Regions from separate parts of the Homo sapiens genome. Here regions 1 and 2 are each linked to region 3. Evidence: chromatin loops called from intact Hi-C (ENCODE). Cell type or tissue: Caco-2. All regions are shown on one strand.

Evidence for each region. Peaks named below come from ENCODE experiments on the same cell type or tissue, not always from the same donor. Only the 100,000 strongest peaks of a DNase experiment are listed, where the experiment ranks them.
Region 1: it touches region 3 in a loop (2.1-fold over the local background); 4 of 110 quality-filtered maps call a loop at or near these places.
Region 2: a loop joins it to region 3, with 6 times the contacts of the local background. A loop is called at or near these places in 4 of 110 quality-filtered maps.

Annotation. Positions count from the first base shown.
Region 1 is chr5:34,696,215-34,704,214 of GRCh38, reverse strand. The region is part of intron 2 of RAI14 (retinoic acid induced 14); the gene reads right to left. Among named protein-coding and RNA genes, the nearest start is that of RAI14, 44 kb to the right of the region's middle. RefSeq lists enhancers at 3,022-3,521, 3,522-4,023. In Caco-2, no CTCF peak of the experiment used is centred here; a DNase peak (open chromatin) is centred at 4,234.
Region 2 is chr5:34,683,520-34,691,519 of GRCh38, reverse strand. It overlaps RAI14 (retinoic acid induced 14), which reads right to left. Exons shown (of 18, transcript NM_015577.3): 2 at 4,565-4,648. The coding sequence starts at 4,600. Among named protein-coding and RNA genes, the nearest start is that of RAI14, 31 kb to the right of the region's middle. In Caco-2, no CTCF peak of the experiment used is centred here; DNase peaks (open chromatin) are centred at 4,509 and 7,078.
Region 3 is chr5:34,753,564-34,761,563 of GRCh38, reverse strand. RAI14 (retinoic acid induced 14) reads right to left here. Exons shown (of 18, transcript NM_015577.3): 3 at 3,966-4,096. Among named protein-coding and RNA genes, the nearest start is that of TTC23L, 82 kb to the left of the region's middle. In Caco-2, no CTCF peak of the experiment used is centred here; a DNase peak (open chromatin) is centred at 4,463.

The DNA of each region.
Region 1 (8,000 bases), 57 kb after region 3:
CCTCTGGATGCAGAAGCTAGTAACCAGTAGTTTAAGAAGCTTTCCTGGTATTGTAATGAGGGCTGGCAACGACTGAGCCGGATTAGACCTCAAACTTCAATTTGCATCAGAATCCCCTAAGGTGGGAAGGTGCTTTTGAAACACAGATCACTGGGCCGCACTTCCAGAATTTCAGATTAGGTAGCTCTGGGGTGGAGCCCCACAATGTTCATTTCTAACAATTCCTCAAGTATGCTGATACTGATGGTCCAGGCATCACACTCGGAGAACACTGAACTACAACAAAGATGGATGTACTCAATTGAGGTAAATAAAAGAACCATCACATTAAAGGAGCTTGTTCTTTAGGGCAATTTACGAGGCTTGTATCTTTATCAGCTGAGTGCCTACAAGGTAACTGCTAGAATCTGAAGCAGTGTGCTGGATGCCCCCGAAATGCAGACCTACAGCCCAGGAGAAAATTTCCCATAAAGCAACTAAAGCTTAAACCTCAGGGCCCCTTGCAAGGCCTACCAATATGCTCACATAGTATATTCTTTCTGTTGTTGTTGTTGTAAAATTTGCAAAAGTAAGATGTTTTTAAAGAAGGATTCCCATAGATTTTTATATAAACCTCAGGCTCCACAAAACTTGGATCTGTCTTTGGAGACTTCTCACCCTTGTTTATATCTTCCAAGTTGTTTTTTAAGAAATAGAAACACATTGAAAGCATTTTAAGCATCACAAGCATGTCTAGAACTTGCTTTTGTCTCTTAGTAATAATACATAAAACAGCTTTCTTTAATGAATTTCTGCAACATTTTAAATGGTTGTGGAATACATACCCAAAATATACTCAACAAATTTTTACTTAAGTGGTTTCTAATTTTTAGGTCTTTTTTATGCTGAATATCCTTAAAGCTAAATATTTATGCCCATCCTTATTTCCCTAGTATTTCTAAGAAGAGGTGTTGATGTATACCATATGCATTTTTTATATGTTGTAATTATAATGTAATGTACAATTTTGTAACTTGAATTTCTCTCCACTTATTTTATTATACGCATTTTCCCAGTTGCTGCATAGTTTTAAGCTTAACATTTTTAATGACTCTAAAACTTTCCTCTCTGTGGATATAACAATTTGTTTACTCCCAACATCTGGGTTACACTTTGTTTCTCATTAATATAAATAATACTACAATAAATTCCTTTTTAAAGATTATTTATGGCTGGGCATGGTGGCTCACGCCTATAATCCCACCACTTTGGGAGGCCGAGGCAGGCGGACCACCTGAGGTCAGGAGTTCGAGACAAGCCTGACCAATATGGAGAAACCCCGTCTCTACTGAAAATATAGAATTAGCCAGGCATGGTGGCGCATGCCTGTAATCCCAGCTACTTGGGAGGCTGAGGCAGGAGAATTGCTTGAACCCGGGAGGTGAAGGTTATGGTGAGCCAAGATTATGCCATTGCACTCCAGCCTGGCAACAAGAGTAAAACTCCATCTCAAAAAAACAAAAAGACTATTTACTTGCCATAGCTTTCCTTAAGTGTGTCCAAAATTATAACAGTGGCCAACCCGAGCATTGTTTATAAAGCACAGGTTTGTAGTAGAGAAGTGAGATGCTAATGTGAACGGGGTCCATAATGGGCTTGATTAAGGTAACAGAGCCTGGGATACTGAACATTCACTGCTTTTAACCTGATTAAATATTTGAGACCTGTTTCTTCCCCCGCTCACTTGCCCCCCGCCTGAGACAGGGTCTTGCTTGATCGCCCAGGCTGGCGTGAGGGGCTCGTTCTAGGTTCACTGCAACCTCCACCTCCCAGGTTCAAGCGATTCTCTTGCTTCAACCTCCTGAATAGATGGGAATACAAGCGCATACCACACCAGCCTAATTTTTCATATTTTTAGTAGAGACGGGGTTTCACTGTGTTGGCCAAGCTGGAATTGAGACTTGTTTCTGTCTTGAGAGTTGGTTGACCATTCTGGAGAATTTCTTCCCTAGCTAGGAGGAGGTTGTCTAGAGTCTTTCTGACAAACTATGGATAAATGACTCACAAATGTGTAAGAACTGAATAATGAAATCATAGTGTTGACGAAAAGAGTTGAACTCTTGGGCGGGCGTGGTGGTTCAGGCCTGTAATCCCAGCAGTTTGGGAGGCCAAGGCCGGTGAATCACTTGAGGCCAGGAGATCAAGACCAGCCTGGGCAACATGGTGAAACCCTGTCTCTACTAAAAATACAAAAAATTAGCCGGGCGTGGTAGCAGGCACCTGTAATCCCAGCTACTTGGGAGGCTGAGGCAGGATAAATCAGTTGAACTCGGCAGGTGGAGACTGCAGTGAGCCAAGATCATGCCATTGCACTCCATGCTGGGCAACAAGAGCAAAACTCTGTCTCAAAAAAAAAAAAAAGGGAGAGTCAAATTCTGTAAAATGTTTGAAGAGATTTATTCTGAGCCAAATATGAGTGACCATGACCTGTGCACAGCCCTCAGGAGGTCCTGAGAACATATGCCCAGGGTGGTCAGGGCACAGCTTGGTTTTATACATTTTAGAGAGGCATGAGACATCAATCAAATACATTTAAGAAATACATCAGTTTGACAACTGTAAGGCGGGCGGGGGAGCAGCCTTCCAGGCTGTAGGTGAATTTAAACATTTTCTGGTTGACAATTGGTTGAGTTTGTCTAAAGACTTGGGATTGGTAGAAAGGGAACATTCAGGTTAAGATAAAGATTGTGGAGACCAAAGTTCTTTTGAAGTCTTACAGTGGCTGTCCTTAGAGGGAACAGATGACACATGTTTCCTATTCAGATCTTAATCTCTTTAGAATTTGGGAGGGTCTGGAAGAAAAAGATGTAACTATGTTAACAGAGATTCTTTACAGATGCACATTTTCCCCCCACAAAGAAGGAGCTTTGCAGGGCCATTTCAAAATATGGCAAATAAACATATTTTAGGGTAAAATATTTTAATTTTCTTCCTTGTCTCGTAATGTTATGCCAGAGTCAGGTTGGAAAATAAGTCATGATATATAGGGTTAAATAAAACCCATCTGATGGGAATTCATGGTTTGTAGGGCATGACTCCCCAGACCCCCTACATAGGAATTTGTGCAAGATAAAAAAATCAGAGTTTCGTCCTCAATAGTGTCCTTTACATGAGGTTGACATAGCTGCCCCATCAAAACCAGGACCGAAGGACTGTCTTTTCTTATGTTTCTGGTAAGGAGTTGCAATGCTCTTAAGAAGTCAGTCTCTTTTTTGACCACAGACACAGATGCCAGTCAGTTAAATTGGGTCTAAATTTAGGTAATTTTCTGCCCAAGGAACACAGGCTAGTTAATTAGCCTACACAAGGTCTAAATTCATAACTGTGGCTCTTTAGTGTGGTTCTTCAACCACTTGAGCTAATGAGCTATAGATACAAAATAATTTCACAGTCTGGGTACAAAATAAGCACACAGGTAGATTGTAGGTAACAAGCCAAGGCCTCCAATGATACTTGTTAATTTCACACAGCACAGACATGGCCAAGAGGGCATGCAGAGCATCCTAAAGGAAACACATCCAGAAAACCCTACTGACCTTTTATTTCTGTCCATTACATGGATAAAGTGGTAAATGCTGAACAGAGAGGGGCCACAGGGTGTTGACGATAAACTGTCAGTATTTCCATTTTACATTTAGTCACTCATTCATTCAACACAATGACTAGTGTAGGAACTGGGCTGGAACTGCAGGGAGAGCAAGGACAAGTATCCCACATGTCCTACTGTGTCCAAGACTGCCACTTGCCACCTAAAGCCACTTGTTCACCATGGGGAAAGGGCTTAGGTGGATTTTCCAAATGCACCTAAAAAGGCAAGAGTCTACAGCAATAGACTCCAATGACTGCTGGACTTAACTCACTGAACACTGACCAGAGCTTACAAAACAGTCCGCCCTCCAGTTATTCACCAGGCACCTACAACTCCCAAAGACCTGAACCCAGCATCAGAAACCACCACCCAGGGGAAAACTGTGCACCAAACCTTCACAAGCACAGCCAACCTAGGCTAAATCATACCCTTTGTTATTTTAAAACAAAAAATGTACTTTTTGTTATTTTAAAACATACCTACCTGAAGTCTCAGTTCCCAATTTGCGCTTTGGGCCTCTTCTCCAGGCCCCACCCAGCTCAAAACAAGTCTGACCGCTTTGATTTCCATATTCTCCGCCCCTCTCCCCACCCTCCTTATCTCTAGCACCAGAAGCTTTCAGAAAGCTAATCCAGTACCTGGCTCCTAGGCGTCCCTGTCACTGAAGCATGTTTTGGTCAAAGATTACCCATGATTACTATCTGTCAGTTTCCACTGGAAATTGGAATGAGGAATTTGAAATTCAAGTCCAGGCCTTTACTTGGCCGGCTGGAATCATCATATTTTGTTCTCCTGACAGCAAACACCCGTGTGCACCAGCAGTGGCAGGACACTGGCTCCGCACCCAGAGTTCCCAGGTGCAAGTTCTGCACCCTACTTTAGCTTTGTGATTTGGACAAGAGTTATGGCTGAATCGTGTTTCCCCCAAAATCCATATGTTGAAGCCCTAACCCCCAATGTCTCAGAATGTAACCTTGTTTAGAAATAGGGGGACTGCAGCTGTAATTAGTTAAGAATAAGGTGGGCCCCTACTCCCATACAACTGAGGTCCTTATTAAAGGGGAAATTTGGTAACAAACATGCAAACAGGGAAAACGCTATACAAAGATGAGGCAGAGATCAGGATGATGCTCCTATAAGCCAAGAAACACCAAAGATTGCCAGCAAACCACCAGAAGCTGGGGAGAGACACGGCTGATTCTTCCTCACAGCCCCAGAAGGAGCTGAGGCTGCTGACCTCTGGTTTAAGCCACTCCCTTTAGGGTACTTTGTTACAGCCACTTTTGGAAACCAACATAGCAAGATACCATGTTGCAGTTTTCTCATCTGTAAACTGGGAATACATACAGCACTTCTCTAATGAGAGGTATAAATAAATCACAGTTTGTTAAGTTGCTTAGAATGATGCCTAGTAGCTAAGTGTATTTTAGTGGTAAATAGTTGTACCCAAACATTCTTGTTTAATCAAAGAGATCTCACCTTTCATGTTTTCTAGTGTGTCTTCCCACCAAGTTGCCTAATGAAATGCTAAGGCCACGCCAGATTTCTCAGGAGATGAGGGGCACTCACACTTGGCTGGCACGGCAGGACAGGGTGTGGCAGTGCAAGGGAGAGACTTTCCTTGGTGTATCAGCAGGGAATCTAGGCTCCCTCCCTGCTTGCTCTTCATCCCCACGCACACTCAAATCCCGTCGTTCTTGCCCCACAGCAGCCACCAGCCTAGCCCTGGCCCTAGTCCTGGCCCCCTTTTCTGGTTACGGTCTCTCAAAACCCCAAATCATCCTACAGTGAAAATGTAATCAACTTGAAACCTCATTCTTCTATTTCACCCACCCCACCCATTCCAGGCTTTCAATGACGTATAGAGAGGCCCATACCTCCCATCACACTTGATTTTCTGTTATTTGCCCATGTATATATCCTTCTCCATTAGAGTCTCTTCACCCCACCTCTACTCATTAGTACTGGTTTCCTCTGTTAATCCCAACCTACCCAATCGTGATGGCTCAGCCCCTAACTCACCTTCTATGAAGTCTTCTCTAAACTCCTGCGATGTTGAATGGCCACACACCAGAGTCACTGTGAATGGCACAAACCTGGCACTGCCTTAATTGTTTCATGTGTGTCAGTCATAAGACCTTAACTAGATGGGACGTTTTGAGACCATTCATCCATCACACACACAATTTTAGGTACTACAAATGCCAGGCACTGTGCTAGGCACCAGGGGTAACCAATATCAGCAGCTGCCATTTATTGAGAAGTTTCTTTGTGCCAGATTTTATCCTAATCCTCATGATGATGCTTTAAAGGGAAGTGCTGGCCTCAGCCTCAGTTTACAGGTGAGAAAACTAAAGGGAGGGGAGGAGATGGAGGGGAAGGGAGAGAGGGAGGGGAAGGGAGGAGGGGAAGGGAGGAGGGGAGGGAGGAAGGGAGGCAGAGAGGGGAGGGGGGAGGGGAGGGGGAGGGGAGGGGGGAGAAAGGGAGGGAAGGGGAGGAGGGGAGGAGGAAAGGGAGGGAGAAAGGGGAGGGGTGGGGAAGGGAGGCTTTACAAGCAACACTGGGAGAAAAGAATCAGCAATAAACCCAATATGAACCAAAAGGACAATATGGCAACCAAAAATGTGAATAAGATCACAGGTTATATTAATAAAGTTACATGTCTAGGAAGTGGACATTCTACCATTTTTAATATTCTTTTAGATTTGTTCTAAAGTTTTGCTCAGAATTCTAGGCCTAAAATTTGAGAGTCAGATGTCATGTAGGTTCAGATTAAACTAATCAATATAATGAAGAATCCTCATATTGCACAATTTTATAAATTACATATTGACTGAATACACTGCTTTAAAGAGTAACTTAAAGCTAAGCTTATAACATAAACTTACAGGCTGACACCATTCCCAAACTTTTCAATGAAGCTGTGAGATCAGGTCATGATAGTCCCTATCTGTGTAAGCAACCTCAAGATTATGACGGTAAAATGGTGTACTTAAAAACAAACCCTTGTTCATCCCACACCTTATCAGATCAGGTCACCAATATATTACAGGACATAAAAGGAAAAGCCTGACTGGTTACCTAATGTCACCAGCTGTTAACATTCAAGAGCAGTTTCCATTTCTTTTTTTTTTTTTCTTTTTTTTTTTTGAGACAGAGTTTTACTCTTGTTGCCCAGGCTGGAGTGCAATGGCACGATCTTGGGTCACCACAACCTCTGCCTCCCGGGTTCAAGCAATTCTCCTGCCTCAGCCCCCTGAGTAGCTGGGATTACAGTTATGTACCACCACACCCAGCTAATTTTGTATTTTTAGTAGAGACAGGGTTTCTCCATGTTGGTCAGGCTGGTCTCGAACTCCCGACCTCAGGTGATCCACCCACCTCGGCCTCCCAAAGTGCTGGGATTACAGGCGTGAGCCACCGCACTTGGCCTTTTTATTATTATTATTATTTTTTGAGATGGAGTCTTACTCTGTCGGCCAGGCTAGAGTGCAGTGGCACAATCTCAGCTCACTGCAACCTCTGCCTCACAGGTTCAAGTGATTCTCCTGCCTCAGCCTCCTGAGTAGCTGGGACTACAGGTGCATGCCACCATGCCTGGCTAATTTTTGTATTTTTAGTAGAGATAGGGTTTCACCATGTTGGCCAAGCTGATCTCTAACTCCTGACCTCATGTGATCCACCTACCTTGGCCTCCCAAAGTGCTGGGATTGCAGGCGTGAGCCACAGCACCCAGCCAGCAGTTTCCATTTCTAACACTGAAAAGCATTTAACTTCACCTACAGCAGCATGCTGCAACAGACTTCTACCAATAGGACAATGGGTCCTGGGAAAGCAGCCATCAATAGTTAACTTCTGGCGTAAAAAGAGTCAAAACTGTAAAAGTCACTAAGGTTTAAGAACATTTGTGCACACCTTTATCATCCAAGTCTCAAACAAGACCTTCTGTGGAAACTGCCTGTGGCTGAGTCAATCATCCCCAGTATCCATTCTCCCCTTTCCCTTGAGGCTTAACTGGTTTCGAGGCTGCCAGCAAGAGAATATGTTTTCCTGCCTTCCTTGCAGCTAGGTTGGGGCAAGCTCTAACCAGTTCCCTGTGAGGGCAATGATTTGTGCACCTTCAGTTTCACATCCTTTAAAAAGTAAAATGCGGCCGGGCGTGGTGGCTCACGCCTGTAATCCCAGCACTTTGGGAGGCTGAGGCGGGTGGATCATGAGGTCAGGAGATCGAGACCATCCTGGCTAACACAGTGAAACCCTGTCTCTACTAAAAATAAAAAAATGAGCCAGGCGTGGTGGCAGGCACCTGTAGTCCCAGCTACTCAGAGGCTGAGGCAGGAGAACGGCAGAAACCCGGGAGGCGGAGGTTGCA
Region 2 (8,000 bases), 70 kb after region 3:
TTTGGCCTCATTTTTCATGACGACAGCTCATTTTTCCATGTGGAACCACATACTAGCTGCTGCAAATATTTAAAGAGGTAAAGAAGCCACTTTTTCAAGCTATGGTCATAAAAGATACAAATAATGATGACTGAGAACTCTGCGCTCGCTTAATAAGCATAAAAGTCAATCTATCCATTTTTAAAACTAGGATGAAAACTTTATATAGTATTCTTCTTTAAATACTCAGGGCCATGCCACAGGTACTCTCCTGGGCTCCTGAACTATTAATATTACTATTTTCTATGTCAAGGGCCATTTTTGAGACTGAGTTAACCCGCTGTGCTGCAAGCTGTCTCCCCTGATTGACCTTCTGACCTTTCCCCCTCTTCCCAACCATCCTTCCAACTCCTACCTATCCCTCAAGGCCTGCATGAAGCTCCACCTCCATAAAGCTCCCCAAATTCTCCCATTCCCAGTGATTCAGCCATCTCAAAATCTGCAGCATTTATCACCAGGCCTTATAACTTAACAACTAGTTAGCTATATCATCTTAAAGATACCTTGAGTATCTATATTCTATACTGCTTGTATTTTGCTCTAGTTATTTCCTATATGTTTTTTTCTCCTCCCACCGAGGTTTATCAACCTTTTAAAGACAACAACCATATTTGCATTTCTCCTGTATCCTATCTACTATCTAACAACTCAAGTTTAAGAACTCCCAAAATAAAGTTATAAATGCGAAGTAAAAAAGGTTATCCACCATAGAAATTCCATAATGCTGTTTATTCTCTGTGGGTTATCTGCAGGGTCCCAAATAGATTTAAGAATCAAAACCACCGGACAATGTCACTGTCTAACCACAGCCCGCAGAGTCAGGCTCATTCCCTACCAAACTCACATCTGCCTTTGACACAGTGCCAGTTGTCAAGTCTTCCGGAAACGACACTCCCATTCAATCTTTACCCAAGTGATGGTTCTCGGGTCACAGAGTGACCTGAAGGCCATCCATAGGAGGCCCCCTTGGGCCACTTTCATCCTATGTTTACTCCTGGGTGTTGCTCACAGTGGCCACAAACCAATTTGGCCACAGACCTCCCAGACACAGGCTGGCTGAAATGCGATCACACCAGTGGGTCACCTGTCTTCTTTATGCAAGCGCGAGAACCTGATCTGCTATTATCTTCTTCCTACCCCCCAGAAATACAAAGAATCCTTTCTTCTTCCTTTTCCCTCACACAAAGACAAGCAGGAATATGATGCCCAATGGTTTAAAATATTTTGAGACAGACCACACATTTCAGGTTAAAAAAAAATTATAATTTGCTTCATTCAACTGAATGTAAATGTTTGTAAGCTTGCTTTTCCTTAACAATACATATATATGCATGATACACATGTACGTGTATCAAAAACTTCAAAATCAAAGGCATACATTGAAAAACAAGCCTCTCTTCCCCAGCTCTCAGTTTCCCTGTTCGGCAGCAGCAACTGTTACCAGAGTATTCTACCCTCCAGACCGTGTAAACTTTTTGAATCCTACTTTTTATTACGGGTTGCTAATTAGGAGGAAGAAACAAATATTTACTAAGCATCTCCTGAGCACCAGGCCATAAGATTTTTGACATTCTTTTTTTGTTTGTTTTTTTGTTTTGTTTTGTTTTGAGATGGAGTTTCACTCTTGTTGCCCAGGCTGGAGTGCAATGGCGTGATCTCTTGCTCACCACAACCTCCGCCTTCTGGGTTCAAGCTATTCTCCTGCCTCAGCCTCCCAAGTAGCTGGGATTACAGGCATGCACCACCACACCCGGCTAATTTTGTATTTTTAGTACAGACGGGGTTTCTCCATGTTGGCCAGGGTGGTCTCAAACTCTCAACCTCAGGTGATCCTTCTGCCTCAGCCTCCCAAGTAGCTGGGATTACAGGTGTGAGTCACCACACCCGGCCAACATTCATTTAATGCATTTAACTGTCACCCCAGTCTTACGGGGCTAATATCATTTCCTCCACTTTTCTAGTGAGGAATCTGAGGTTCAGAAGAGTAAGAGACTTGTCCAGAGCCACAAACCTAGGTCCGAGTTTAAGTCGCTTTTAAAGCTACTCCCTAGATTGTTCAGTTTGTTTTTGTTTTTTGAGACAGGGCCTTGCTCTGTTACCCAGACTGGAGTGCAGTGGCGTGAACACAATTCACTGTAGCCTTGACCTCTTGGGCTCAAGCCTTCCTCCCACCTCAGCCTCCCGAGTAGCTGGAACCATAGGTGTGCCCCACCATAGGCGGCTAATTTTTTAATTGTTTTGTGGAGATGGGGTTTTACCATGTTTGCCCAGGCTGCTCTTGAACTCCTGGACTCAAGGAATCCTCCTGCCTCAGCCTCCCAATGTGCTGGGATTACAGGAGTGAGCCACCGTGCCAGCAGATTGCCTAGTTTCTTAAAATAGACTTTCCACCCAAAATTCCTCTTTCAGGAAACATGGGCTCTTGAATCAGACTGCCTTAGTGCAAAAACTGGTTCTAGAACGTAAAGTTCTAAGAACCCAGACAAATGACTGCATGTCCCTAAGGCCTTAGTTTCTTCGTCTGTAAAATGAGCTTAATAGTAATACCCACCACATAAGATTTGTGGCAAGATTAAATGAATTTCACATGAAAAGCTTAGTATACCTCTGGACATTTGGTTAATACTTCCTAATGGTTAATTATTATTAGCATTATTATCATATGGTTGATTAACAAACTAGGCTTTGAAATGTTTTTGTTGTTGTTGTCATTTTTTATTCCCTCCATTTAGCTGTACGGTTCTGTGCTTGGGGAAACAATTTGGATGTGGAGAGCCATTTGAAATTGTTGGGCTCCATTATACCAATTTCCTCCTCCCCAGGCTCTCCTCCCCCAGGTCTGCTTCTCAACATTTCTTCTCTTAGCACTAACTGCCAAAATCATAGCCTTTTCTGCTGCCAAATCCCAGAGCTTTTACTAGTGTTATTACAGTGGATTTTTTTAAATCATGGAAATATTTCAGTTTTTCTAACTAGATTCCAGCAACACCCTCCCTACTGCCACCAGTTTTTGATTTTTAAACCAAAAGTTTATGTGCCTATCATTCCTCTGGGCCCCTGTTCATATATATATGGAAGTCTAGACTGATGAAATTTTGCTAAAAATAATCTTAACCTATGTAAATGAAAGCTACCTAGATTCCCTTGGAATAGAAAAAGACATTTGTTAACCTGGTCACAAAATTTAGAAACCCCTATCTGCTGAATTGGGCAACATTTTCCATTTAATTGCCTTTTTCTCCTTAGCTGAAAGCCACGGGAGATATGTAGGCTGCATAACATACAGCCAGCAGACGATGAGGTTGAAGGAGGTTTCTCGGAAGTCGGATGACCAGGACTTTCACTCTGGCCAACAGCTAGTTTTCTGTCTTTGTCGAAGTCTCTTTGCACTCTATGAGTTTTATTTAATTTACCTAAAGGATAAGAAGGTAAGATCAACTTTTTTCATAACGCTTCCCAGTTCTTTCTTTAAGTGGGTCGGTATTTTACCATCATCCCATAAGCATCTCATCTAGCCTGGGTTTTATCAGGGCAGTAAGTTACATGTCATGATGCAGCCTCAGGAGATAAGCTTCAGCCAGAAGTAGGTATGCAAGTTACATATCAGCCATAAAAGACACAGCCTCCATTTATTGCAAAAATGCAGCTGTGCCAAGCTGTCAAAATATAATTCACGGCAAAGCAATAAAATCCAGGTTCATCTTTAATTACCTCGCCTGAAATGATAGCTGAACAAGCCCATTTTGAGAGTGACATACCTTGGCTTCCATCTAATTCCCTTCCATTAATTTCTCCCACTCCACAACTCTGCTCAAAGTATCTGGAATGCAGCTAATACAAGACTGGGATCATAGAAGGGTTTATGGGGTGACCTTTTAAAAAAATATTATCGTGTACAACCCCTCTGCTATGTTTTTCTCCCTCTTCTCCTGGGGGAGACTTTATTTCATAACTCTGACATCATAACTGCTTCCTCCAATCCAGAGTCTTTTATGGATTGGTTAGATAACAAATGAGTACGAGTCCCTGGAATTCGGGGGGAGGAAAGGTACGGGCAGCAGTAGATACCATTTTACCACAAAACCCTTAACAGAGAGTTGAACACGTTTCCTAAAGCCAAAGATGAACCATGCTAATATGTCATTCCTAAACCACCCGCATGAGAGAGACTAGCTTCTTCTAAAAACGACATTCTGAATCAGGATTTCTGGCAACTTTAGAAATGTTGAGGTTTTTACTGATTCTTCCTTTGAAGATGTTTAATGTGACGGTTCCTTTCTCTACAAGGCACAGATCCCCAAAATTAAAAATAAAAATAAAAAAACATTGTTTTTGAAAGCTATGCACACAAACAGCAAGGAACCTAGAGCATGCCATCTACAGAAGCTACCCTGAGCTGGGGCCAAGAGCACTTGAGTGTCTGTAGTTTATTAACCCAACAGCGCCTTATCAAGGTGGGGAGGAGCGTTTCTGCAGCTCCATGGAGAAGAAGGAACAGCCAGACTGTGAGTCACCGCATACTCACGTCACTCTTCCTGAACTTCGCTTTCAAGCTCTTCATGTTTAGTGCATTCAGCCTTCCAAAGCTCTAGAGGAGACTTTTCAACACCTAAGCAGAGAAAAAAAGGACATATGTAGGTTTCCAAATAAGGTATTCTCTCCTGATTGGATTACAACTTGGGTCATGGGAAGGAGACAGAGCAGGGTTGCGTTGGGAAGGTGGTCAGTTAACAGCTGAGGAGTGGTAAATAACATATTTCCACTTACGATATACTTCCTAGAAGCTTCTGACATTTTCAAATTAACCAAAACCTTAATTTTTTCCTTCTTATTAATATTTATTTTAATTGACAAATAAAAATTGTATATACTTTTATGGTGTAAAACATGACTTTTGAAATATGCATATATTGTAGAATGGCTAAATTGAGCTAATTAACATATGCATTGCCTCACATACTTATTATTTCACTGTGATGAGAACACTCTAAATCTACTCTCAGGAATTTTTCAAGTATACAATACACTAACTATAATTACCATGTTGTACAATAGATCTCTTCATCTATTCCTCTTAACTGAAACGCTGCATCCTTTGACCAACATCTCCCCATCCACCTCCCCCAACCCCCCACTCCCACATCCCCACCCCTGCTCCTGGTAACTTCCATTCTGTTCTCTGCTTCTCTGAACTGGACCTTCTTAGATTTCTATATCAGTGAGTTCTCAAACATTAAAAGTAGAGCAAGTCTAAGTTACTGCTTAACTGTCACTGTACAAAATGCTGTATCTCTATGTTCAAGTCATTCCTCAACATATCTTCTGTGCTGCAATCATGCCATCCACCTCCTTGTGAAAAGTGATGAGGAAAACAGTTCATATTCCAGATGCCACTCATTCCCTATTTATTTTTCTCAGTGTTTGTTCCCGTCTCCCCTCCCCAGAATGCACAGGGCAGTTAGTGAAAAATGCCAGGAACAACAAAACCTCCCTCATCAAATAGCTCATTCCTCAGGGGGCCTCTCTAAACAATGCAAGACTCTCAGGGTCTTGTGGGACTCAGCAATTCTGAGTTGAGCTGAATCTTAAGCAATCACTTCATTTAACATGGGTCTGTGGTCCCCTGGAAATGGAATGTAATTATCTTTTAGCAAGTATACATTTACATTTTTCAGGGAGGAAGGTTCTGAGTTTTCACTGGATTCTACAAGGTAGTTGCCACCCTTCAAAAGTCAAGATTGCTCATCTAGTCTAAGTGCCTCATTTCACAGAAGTAGCAACAGAGCCTCAGACAAGTTTAGAAACTTGCCTGAGTCACAAAGCCTATTCATGATGAGATTCAGAACCAGACCCTAAGGCCTGACTAGTGGCTGAATGTTTTCACTGCCCTATATAGTTTTTTTTTTTTTAATTTCAATAGTTTGGGGGGTATAGGTAGTTTTTTGATACATGAATTTCTTAGCAATGAATTCTGAGATTTTAATGCAACCAATATGTTGTCTTTTATCCCTCACCTCTCTCCCAACCTAGTCCTGACAGTCCATTGTATCACTCTGTATGTTTTTGCATCCTTATAACTTAGCTCCCACTTACAAGTGAGAACATACGGTATTTGGTTTTCCATTCCTGAGTTACTTCACTTGGAATAACGGCCTCCAGTTCCATCCAGCAATGCCCTATACAGTTTTACAACTAAAACCAAAAAGCCAAATCCTGTGCTAAAACATGTATAGACTTTATCTTTTTTTTTTTTCCTTTTTTGTGGCGAATGGGGTCTCACTATATTGCCCAGGCAGGTCACGAATTCCTGGGCTCAAGCTATCCTCTGGCCTCTCCCTCCCTAAAAGCTGGGATTACAGGCATGAGCCACTGTGCCCAGCAAACATGTACAGACTCTACCTTTTTCATTAAATTTGGAAATGTACAAGATGTGAAAACTTCGCATGTAGCTAAAAAAAAATGAAAATACACTTAGGTCAAAAAGGCAAGATAATCTATGTGAAAGTTTCCATCACATAGTAAGTGCTAAATAAATGTCACGTCAAGCCCACTGCAAGTGAGAACAGGTGACCTTTAACAGCACCATCCCAGAGGAGAACTGAGGAATAGCAGGCACACGTTTACCACAGTTAACCACTGTTTTCAGAAGCCTTGCCAGGTCCTCTCACATTCCCCCACATCCTAATTATTCTAAACAAAACTGACTTGAGAGGATGGGTGGGGAGTGCAAGCCACTGAATGCCTTCTTCATGAGCTTGTTGCTACCTCCAAAAGTCACCCAGTGACTCTCTAGCTTCCAATGTGTCTACTTTCATTCTTGCTGCTGCCATTGACTAGGGCCCTTGGATAAATGGTGTGAAAATCCAGTCATCATGAAGCACTTTGATGACATGAATCTGGAGGCCTCATTGTGACTGCAGCCTCTCCATGGCCCCTTTCAATCTTCCCAGCCTCAGCGGGAGTGACAGATGCATGTTGCCTTGGAAACGACACACACCATAATTATACATTGTTAACTGCCAAGCATTTAGTCACAGAAAAGGCTGGGCTGGTACCTGAATAGCAAGTGCACATTCCAGGGCAGTGTTTCTCAAAGTCAGCCCCTAGTTAATCCACATCAGAAGGACCTGGGGACTAAATGCAATCTTTTAGCCCCTGTCCTATTAAAACTGAATCTCAAGGGGTAGAGCCCAGGAACTTCCTTGGTTGAATCTTCTGCACACTGAAGTTAGAGAACCTAGAACTGATGTAGGCGGAACAGGAACACACTTGTCAGAGTTGGGCTGGTTCATAAACCAAAGTTGGGTTGTTTTTTTCACGTCAAAACAGAATCACCTTTTGAGGAATCAAAGTAGAAATAACGATAAACAGATATTCCCCAACTGTCGCTGGCTAACTGTCGCTGGCTGGGCCAGGGTTTCTACGCCAACTGTTGCTAGAAAGTGGAAATCGCCGGCCGGGCACGGTGGCTCACGCCTGTAATCCCAGCACTTTGGGAGGCCGAGGCCGGCGGAACACAAGGTCAGGAAATCGAGATCATCCTGGCTAACACGGTGAAACCCCGTCTCTGCTAAAAATACAAAAAATTAGCCGGGCGTGATGGCGGGCGCCTGTAGTCCCAGCCACTCGGGAGGCTAAGGCAGGAGAATGGCGTGAACCCGGGAGGCGGAGCTTGCAGTGAGCCGATATCGCGCCACTGCACTCCACCCTGGGCGACAGAGTGAGACTCCATCTCAAAAAAAAAAAAAGGTGGGAATCGCCCTTCAAATTTAATTCCTTCCCCCTTCTTGTGGAAGTACTAATAACTAAGGAAACAGGACAAATCAGTCCAGCAGGAAAGGGAGAAAAGAAGGCCATATATTGGATAACCCAAAACTGTGCAGTTCCCCACAGCAGAGCCACTCAAAGCATTCCTTCGTTCACATATTCAGAGAGCACAAAGTCTTAGGCAACAGTGGGTA
Region 3 (8,000 bases):
TGAAGGCCAAAATCAAGCCTCTAGACAGACAGGCAACTGTAGATTCCAGCGCAAAATTACCACGAAAGCTCTCTAGAAAATAGAAGGCTGGGAATGGTGGCTCATGCCTGTAATCCCAACACTTTGGGAAGCTGACATGGGAGGATCACTAGGACAAGACAGCAAGACCCCATCATTACAAAAACAAAACAAAACAAAACAAAACCAAAATTAGCTGGGTGCAGTGGTGCATACCTGTAGTCCCAGCTAATTGAGAGGCTGAGGCAGGAGGATCACTTGACCCTGTGAGGTTGAGGCTACAGTGAGCGGTGACTGCACCACTGCATTCCAGCCTGGGTGACAGAGTGAGACCCTGTCTCACACACATGCACACAAAAAGGTAAATTCAGGAAGAGCTGTGTTATGTGGGCCTTAGTTTTATTATCTGCAAAAGGGAGGTGGTGACTCTTACCTAACTGCTATGTATATGTCTACCATGAAGAGAGAATAGAATGAAGTACTGACAGAAGCTACAACTCGGGTGAGCCTTGAAAACATTATGCTAAGTGAAAGGAACAGAGACAAGAGGCCACATATTATATGATTGCATTTATAAAAAATATCCAGAGCAGACAAATCCAGAGACAGAACCCAGATTCATGGTTGCCAGAGGAAGGGGAGGGGAGGTTGGGGAGTTTCTCCCTAATGGGTTCGGGGTTTTCTTTGGGTTGATTAGAAAGTTCTAGAACTAGAAAGTGACAATGGTTGTGCAACATTGTGAATATACTTAATGCCTCTACATTGTATACTTTAAAATGGTTAAAATGGTAAATTTTATGTTATACGCATTTTACCACAATAAATAAAGAGAACACATGTAATAAATATCTTATGATCAAAAGGTTCAAATTTGTTAAGGTGATCACAATTGTAGCTAAGCTGCTCATCTAAATTTTCTGTCTTCTCTTTAGTAAGTACTATCTTGGACAAAATTATCATAAACCTTTCTCTCCCCTTTCTCTGGGATGACATGAAGAGGTTGTCTTGCACAAACATGTGCAAACCTGGACTAGGGAGAACAGGGACAAAGAAGGCCGAGTAGTGATTCAAAAGGGAGACCAAAAGCCCCAACATTTACCACCAAACACCTCAGAACAAAAAATATAGATTCCTGGGCCTCTCCCCAGACCAAGTGATTCAGAGCATCTGGGGTTGATTCTGATCAACATGGCATCAATATTTTTAAAAAGCACTCCATACCTGTAATCCCAGCACTTTTGGAGGCTGAGGCAGGCAGATCACGAGGTCAGGAGATCGAGACCATCCTGGCCAACATGGTGAAACCCCGTCTCTACTAAAAATACAAAAATTAGCTGGGTGTGGTGGTGCATGCCTGTAGTCCCAGCTACTCGGGAGGCTGAGGCACGAGAATAGCTTGAACCCAGGAGGCAGAGGTTGCAGTGAGCCAAGATCACGCCACTGTACTCCAGCCTGGCGGAGGTTGCAGTGAGCCGAGATCACGCTACTGCACTCCGGCCTGGTGACAGAGACTCCATCTCAAACAACAACAACAACAAAGAAGCACTCCAGGTGATTCGAACGCAGAAGCTGCCAAGATTGCAAACCACTAATCTAGGACGAGCAGGGTAGGTGACTGGCTTTATCAAGCGCTCACTGTGGGCTGGGTGCTGTGCCACTCTTTATATAGAGCACCTACAGCTGAAGGTGCCATTCCCAAATCCCCTTAGACCACCAGTCCCCAACCTTTTTGGTACCAGGGACTAGTTTTGTGAAAGACAATTTTTCCACAGACCAGGTACGGGGGATGGTTTTGGGATGATTCAAGCACATTACATTTATTGTGTATTTTATTTCTATTATTATTACATTGTAATATAGAATGAAATAATTATACAACTCACTGTAGTGTAGAATCTGTGGGAGCCCTGAGCTTGTTTTTCTGGAACTAGACAGTCCCAACTGGGGGTGATGGGAGACACTGACAGATCATCAGGCATTAGATTCTCATAAGGAGCTCACAACCTAGATCCCTCGCATGTGCAGTTCACAGTAGGGTTTGTGCTACTATGAGAATCTAATGTTGCCACTGATCTGACAGGAGGCGGAGCTCAGATAGTAATGCGAGCAATGGGGAGTGGCTGTAAATACAGAGGAAGCTTTGCTTGCACAACCACTGCTCATCTCCTGCTGTGAGCAGTACCAGTCCGGTCTGTGACCTGGGAGTTGGGGACCCCTTAGACTTTTTCTGGCCATGACCCTGGTGTCCCCTAGAGTAGCACTCAACCTTTTTTTTTTCCCTTTGATACAGAGTCTTGCTCTGTCACCCAAGCTGGAGTGCAGTGGCGCAGTCTCAGCTCACTGCAACCTACGCCTCCTAGGTTCAAGCAATTCTCCTGCCTCAGCCTCCCAAGTAGCTGAGATTATAGGTGCCTGCCACCATACCTGGCTAATTTTTCTATTTTTAGTAGAGACAGGGCTTCACTATTTTGGCCAGGCTGGTCTTGAACTCCTGACCTCAAGTGATTCCACCCGCCTCGGCCTCCCAAAGTGCTGGGATTACAGGCGGGAGCCACTGTACCCAGTCGGCACTCAACCTTTGAGGGAGAGGAGATAAGGGACAGATACCCCAGGTTTCTTACCCCTTGGGTGGAATAACTCTGAGGCATACTATAAACCTGGGATAAGGAAACCCTTTTTGTAAAAGGCCAGATAAATACTCTGGGCTTTGTGAGCCATGTAGTCTCTGCTGTAACTACTCAACTCTGCCTTTGTAGTGTGGGAGCAGTCACGAACAATGCCTAAATGAATGGGTATGGCTGTGTTTCAATAAAACTTTATTTATAAAATCAGACAACAGCCAGGCACGGTGGCACATGCCTGTAGTCCCAGTTATTTGGGAGACTGAGGCAGAAGGATTGCTTGGGCCCAGGAGTTCAAGTCTAGCCTCGGTAACATAGCCAAACCCTGCTCTAGGTCTAAACAGATTCCCAGAATCCTCATCAAGAAAAAGTGACAAAGTTGGAACCTGTCAATAACACACCTTAAAAATAGAGGTTTCTTCCTTTCTTACGCTTCCTGGGATCACCGGCTATAGAAATTACTTGCATTGTATGTGTGTATACATCCCTAAGTAATATATATTACCACTTTGTGTTTCACAGTAATTACACAATAACCATCATTTGACATGTTAGAAAAAAGAAAAGATATAAAACTACTTGCACTTAAATCCTTGTCTCAGAGCCTGCTTCTGAGGGCACCCAACCTACATTATTATTTCATTTTATACTCATAACTACTCTAACAGTTAACTAATACCATCTCCATTTTATAGTAAGGAAACTGAGGTTCAGAGATTACACAACTCGTAAGTGATAGAGTTCCTGTGAGATGTCTATCTGGCTCCAAAGTCAGTGCTCTCTCCACAACACTGCCAACGTAAGAATGGATATAAACAAATACATGCTCATGCACAAACACACACAAATACTTAATCAAATATACAGCTTTAATTATGGCAAGGAAGAGTACTACATACAGCAAACCATAAAGCAAAATCATACTACTCATGTACTTAATGATCTATGTTAAGGAAGATCAAATAAATAAACAAGTAGTTTAAGATAAATACACAGTAAGGTTTGAGGGTTATAGGAAAATACTTTTTTCTCTTTTATGCTATTTCTTATCGAAGAGAGAATTCATGTCTCATCTACAATTGGTTGCAATCTTAGGAGGTAAAACCTTTGCTTATACTTGGGAACATGTATACCCATTCAAGGTAGAGCTCCATATGTGACTTGGAATTTGGAGAGAAAGGCACTAGATTAAAATATCTTCTTACATATTTCAACATGGGAGTGGAGAGGGAGCACGTGTGAAATTCCCCTATGGATACTAAGGATTCCAGAGAACACCCCAAAAACCCAGAACCAGCATATCTGCAAACCAGTGTTTCAGCTTACGCGGTCTTGCCCTCACTGTCGTGTTTGGTGGCACTGGCCCCCTTCTTGCCGAGCAGTGAGGCCACCTTCTCCGCATCTCCATTCTCCACGGCCTGCAGTAGCCGGTCATCATTCTTGTTCCACTCATTGGTCTGTAGAGAAAGAGAAGAAACAGAGGTCATGAACAACACTGGCCACAGCCGCACTGACCAGCAGGGCTGCAGTCCTCGCAGCCCCCACCCTCCTGTCACTCAAATTAAAGCCTGCTCCCGAATGAGTGTGTTTTAAAATACCTTCCCCTTCACCATGGAGACACCCAAGAAGGCCGCTTTCCCAAAAGAAAACATAAATAGTGCAATGAAATCACGGCTAGTCACCAAACTCTGAGATAAAATTTACTTCTTTTAACTAACACTAGGAATATGAAGCAACGTAAAAAGACCTCAAGGCCAGTTTACACATTAGCTAATTTCTCGCTGAACTAGACAGCTGCTCCTCAGCACGTTGGCCTTTGACCTCATCCACAGCTCACTCTGTCCACCGTGTTACAGAACCAAACCAGCAGCTCAAGGTTACCCGAGGTTTACAGACACATAATTTTTCATCTGCTTTTATTGCCTCTCTTTCTGGTCTGTTTACCAGGCCCTGAATTTTGAGCTGGATACTGATTTTAAGTAGTTGTCCAGGCTACCGACTCAACAAAGTCTCACCAGAAACAAAACTTCTTCCTGAGCAAGCTCTTAAACGTCAAAGAGCTTTGAGCAAAGCCTCAATCACTGTCAATGCCAAACCCCAACTGAATAATTCTGCAAACCACAGTAACAGTAAGGCACTCGTATGTGCAAAACTGATTTCTACACTTAGGAGGGAAAGAGACGATTTCTATATAAGAGCAGATGGGCTCTGAATATAAGACTAAGAAAGACATGAAAGGCAGCAGTGAGCCACTGAAGGTTTGGGAGCAGAGGAGGGAGAGAATTATAGAACCAGTGACTGAAGAGTCATTGGGAGGTGTTGAAGCACGTGGGATTAATGAGGGAAAGAGGGGAGGAAGGAAAGATGTTGAGCATATCAGAGGCTCTGGGCACTTTGCAAGCCCGGGCTGCCTTCCAGTCGTCTCCTGCGCCCGGCCCCTGAGCTAAGCCCACTTTCTGGCCCCTTCGGCTGTGGACACCACACCCTGGGAGAGACTCCTTTTCCCTTCCCAAAGCTTTCTATAGACTCTGCTTCCTTGCAGCCTCTGAAGGGATGAACCTCCAGGTATTTCGTATTAACAGCTTTACGATCGACCCTTAAAAGGAAGCAGACAGAGGAGATATTGTAGATTTAAAAACTAAAAAGAAGAAATTTTACAGGATGACAGTCTTCCACGGCCCCGGGAGTATGTTCCCAATCTCTGTACTGATGGAAATGAGGAAACCCAACAAGTCTTTGTCCATCAGATGTCTCAGTCACCCTCCCAACCCTAGCCCATATGTAGGGCCTTAAGCCAGGGAGGGATAAAAGAGATGTGTTCAGAATTTGCATCTCTGAACGTCTCAGGACTGAACCATTCCCAGTTTTTAGGACTCTGTCCTCCCCCACCAACACTGAGTGCAGGTGCACAGTAGGAATGAAGCAGGTTTGAACAAAAATCAGCAGCTTGTTCTCTGGGCTGCGTGAACTTGAAGTCCAGAACTCCAGACTGACACTTACATGTTGTGTGACCTGAAGTCACCCATAATCTTTCTGTGCCTCAGTTTCCCCAGGCTTTGGACTGGATGTCCACTGTGATTCCACCAAAGCTCAAAATTCTTATTATATAAAATTCCCCAAACTCTGCTAGGGATTACTCTAGAACAGGACTGTCTGCCGTCATGGAAATGTTCTTTATCTGGGCTTTCAAATACTATAGCCACAAAGCCAGTGATTCTTAACCAGGATTTGTTTTGCCCCTGTGGGGTCATTTGGCAATCTCTGGAAACATTTTGGTTGTTATGTCTATAGAGTGCTACTGGCATTGAGTAGGTAGAGACCAGGTGTGCTGCTGAAAGTCCTACAATGCACAAATGCATGAGACAGTCCTCCTACCCCCACCAAGAATAATCTGGCCCAAAATGTCAATACTGCATGAGCCACTTGTGGCTACTGAGCACTGGAAATGTGGCTAGTGCTACTGAAGAAGTGAATTTTTAACCTCGAGACTTCACGTGACGTTAGCCAGAGGCCACCATGTAGACCAGTGCAGCTCTCCTTGATGACTCTCCTCATAGGTTTAACAAAGTAAGAATGTGTCTGGACCAACATCAGCCACGCTCCTACTACAGCAATTTACTCACAAAGAAATGAGATTTTTGTCTTTAGTTACCAATCAAGCTTCCTGTTGAAGGGAAACATAAGAAATATGGCGTTCCTCACACCATCATTTGTTAGTAGAATAGAAAGCGTAACTTAACAACTGTACAAACAACTACAGCAAATGATCAAGCCCCAAGAAACACAGTGCAGCTTATTCCCCCAGAGTGCACTTTACAAGCAAAGAAAAAAGGGAAGAACATTTAGGACCAATGATCCCTACCTATAGAATCCTAAAAGAGAAAAGTATTGTTTTTCCAAATCCTTTTCTAACCTAAACTGAACAAATTAAAACTGGACTGGGAAGATCAAAAGGATATGATCAAATCTCAGAGGACAGGACTGAAAGTATTCAAGCAAAGGAACGGCCGCATGAAAGGATTTTCCTTTTCAACGTTGCTAAGGCACTCTACTCTTAGGTAGAGAAAAATCTGATTGCAGGGGTTCCCTAAAATTCGTTCCACATGGATCTTTAAGGGAGTTCAGTTTCTATAAGACATGGCAGGAGAGATCTTCCCTATCCTGCTCTTTGGAAGACAAGGTCAATGCAACATTCCTAGTGGTCTGAAATGCCTCTCTTCTATCTAGAGCCTCTTTTCAGTGCAGGCCAGAATTTACTTTTCTCTTGGAGCAGATGAAGAGAACATGGCTACACAAGCAAATCTTCAATAAATAATCCACAACACCATTCAAGAAGTGCTGCAGATGGGGTTCACAGTAAGCAGAGCTAGGTTGGGAAAAGAGGAGGGAAGGTAAGAGCCTGGGCGTGGTAGCTCATAACTGTAATCCCAGCTACTGGGGAGGCCAAAGCAGAAGGATTGCTTGAGTTCGAGACCACTCTGGGCAACACAGTGAGACGCCATCTCTAAAAATAAAAAATTTTAAGAAGAGTTTTGCTCTTAAAATTCTCACAAGCATGCTAAAACTAGAGGCCAAGTAGGGTCCCAATTAGACGTCTGATCCAGGAATCTGGATTCTGATCAAATAGCAGAGTTGTCTAGTCCTGGGCCAGGCCACTAATCATACTTGCAATTAGCTCTGATATGCACAACTGGCCATATCATGCTCCTTCCAGAAGCACAGTGATAAAGAGGCCATCAGTTTTCCTTCCTAAACTTGCCCACGGAGATATTTCCTACATCCTCTCATCCTCTCCTATAAAACTATTCTATCCAGTGCCATACTCTTTTTTTTTTCTTTCTTTTGAGATGGAGTCTCACCTTGTTGCCCAGCCTGGAGTGCAGTGGCACGATCTTGGCTCACTGCAACCTCTGCCTCCTGGGTTCAAGCGACTCTCCTGCCCCAGCCTCCTGGGTAGCTGGGATTACAGGCATCTGCCACCATGCCTGGCTAATTTTTTTTTTTTTTTTTTTGAGATAGAGTCTCGCTCTGTCACCAGGCTGGAGTGCAGTGGTGCAATCTCAGCTCACTGCAACCTCCGCTTCCTGGGTTCAAGCGATTTTCCTGCCTCAGCCTCCCGAGTAGCTGGGACTACAGGCACATGCCACCACGCCCAGCTAATTTTTGTATTTTTAGTAGAGGTGGGGTTTCACCATGTTAGCCAGGATGGTCTTGAGCGCTTGACCTCGTGATCTGCCCACCGTGGCCTCCCAAAGTGCTGGGATTATAGGTGTGACTCACAATACCTGGCCCAATTTTTGTATTTTCAGTAGAGATGGGGTTTCACCACATTGGCCAGGCTGGTCTTGAACTCCTGACCTC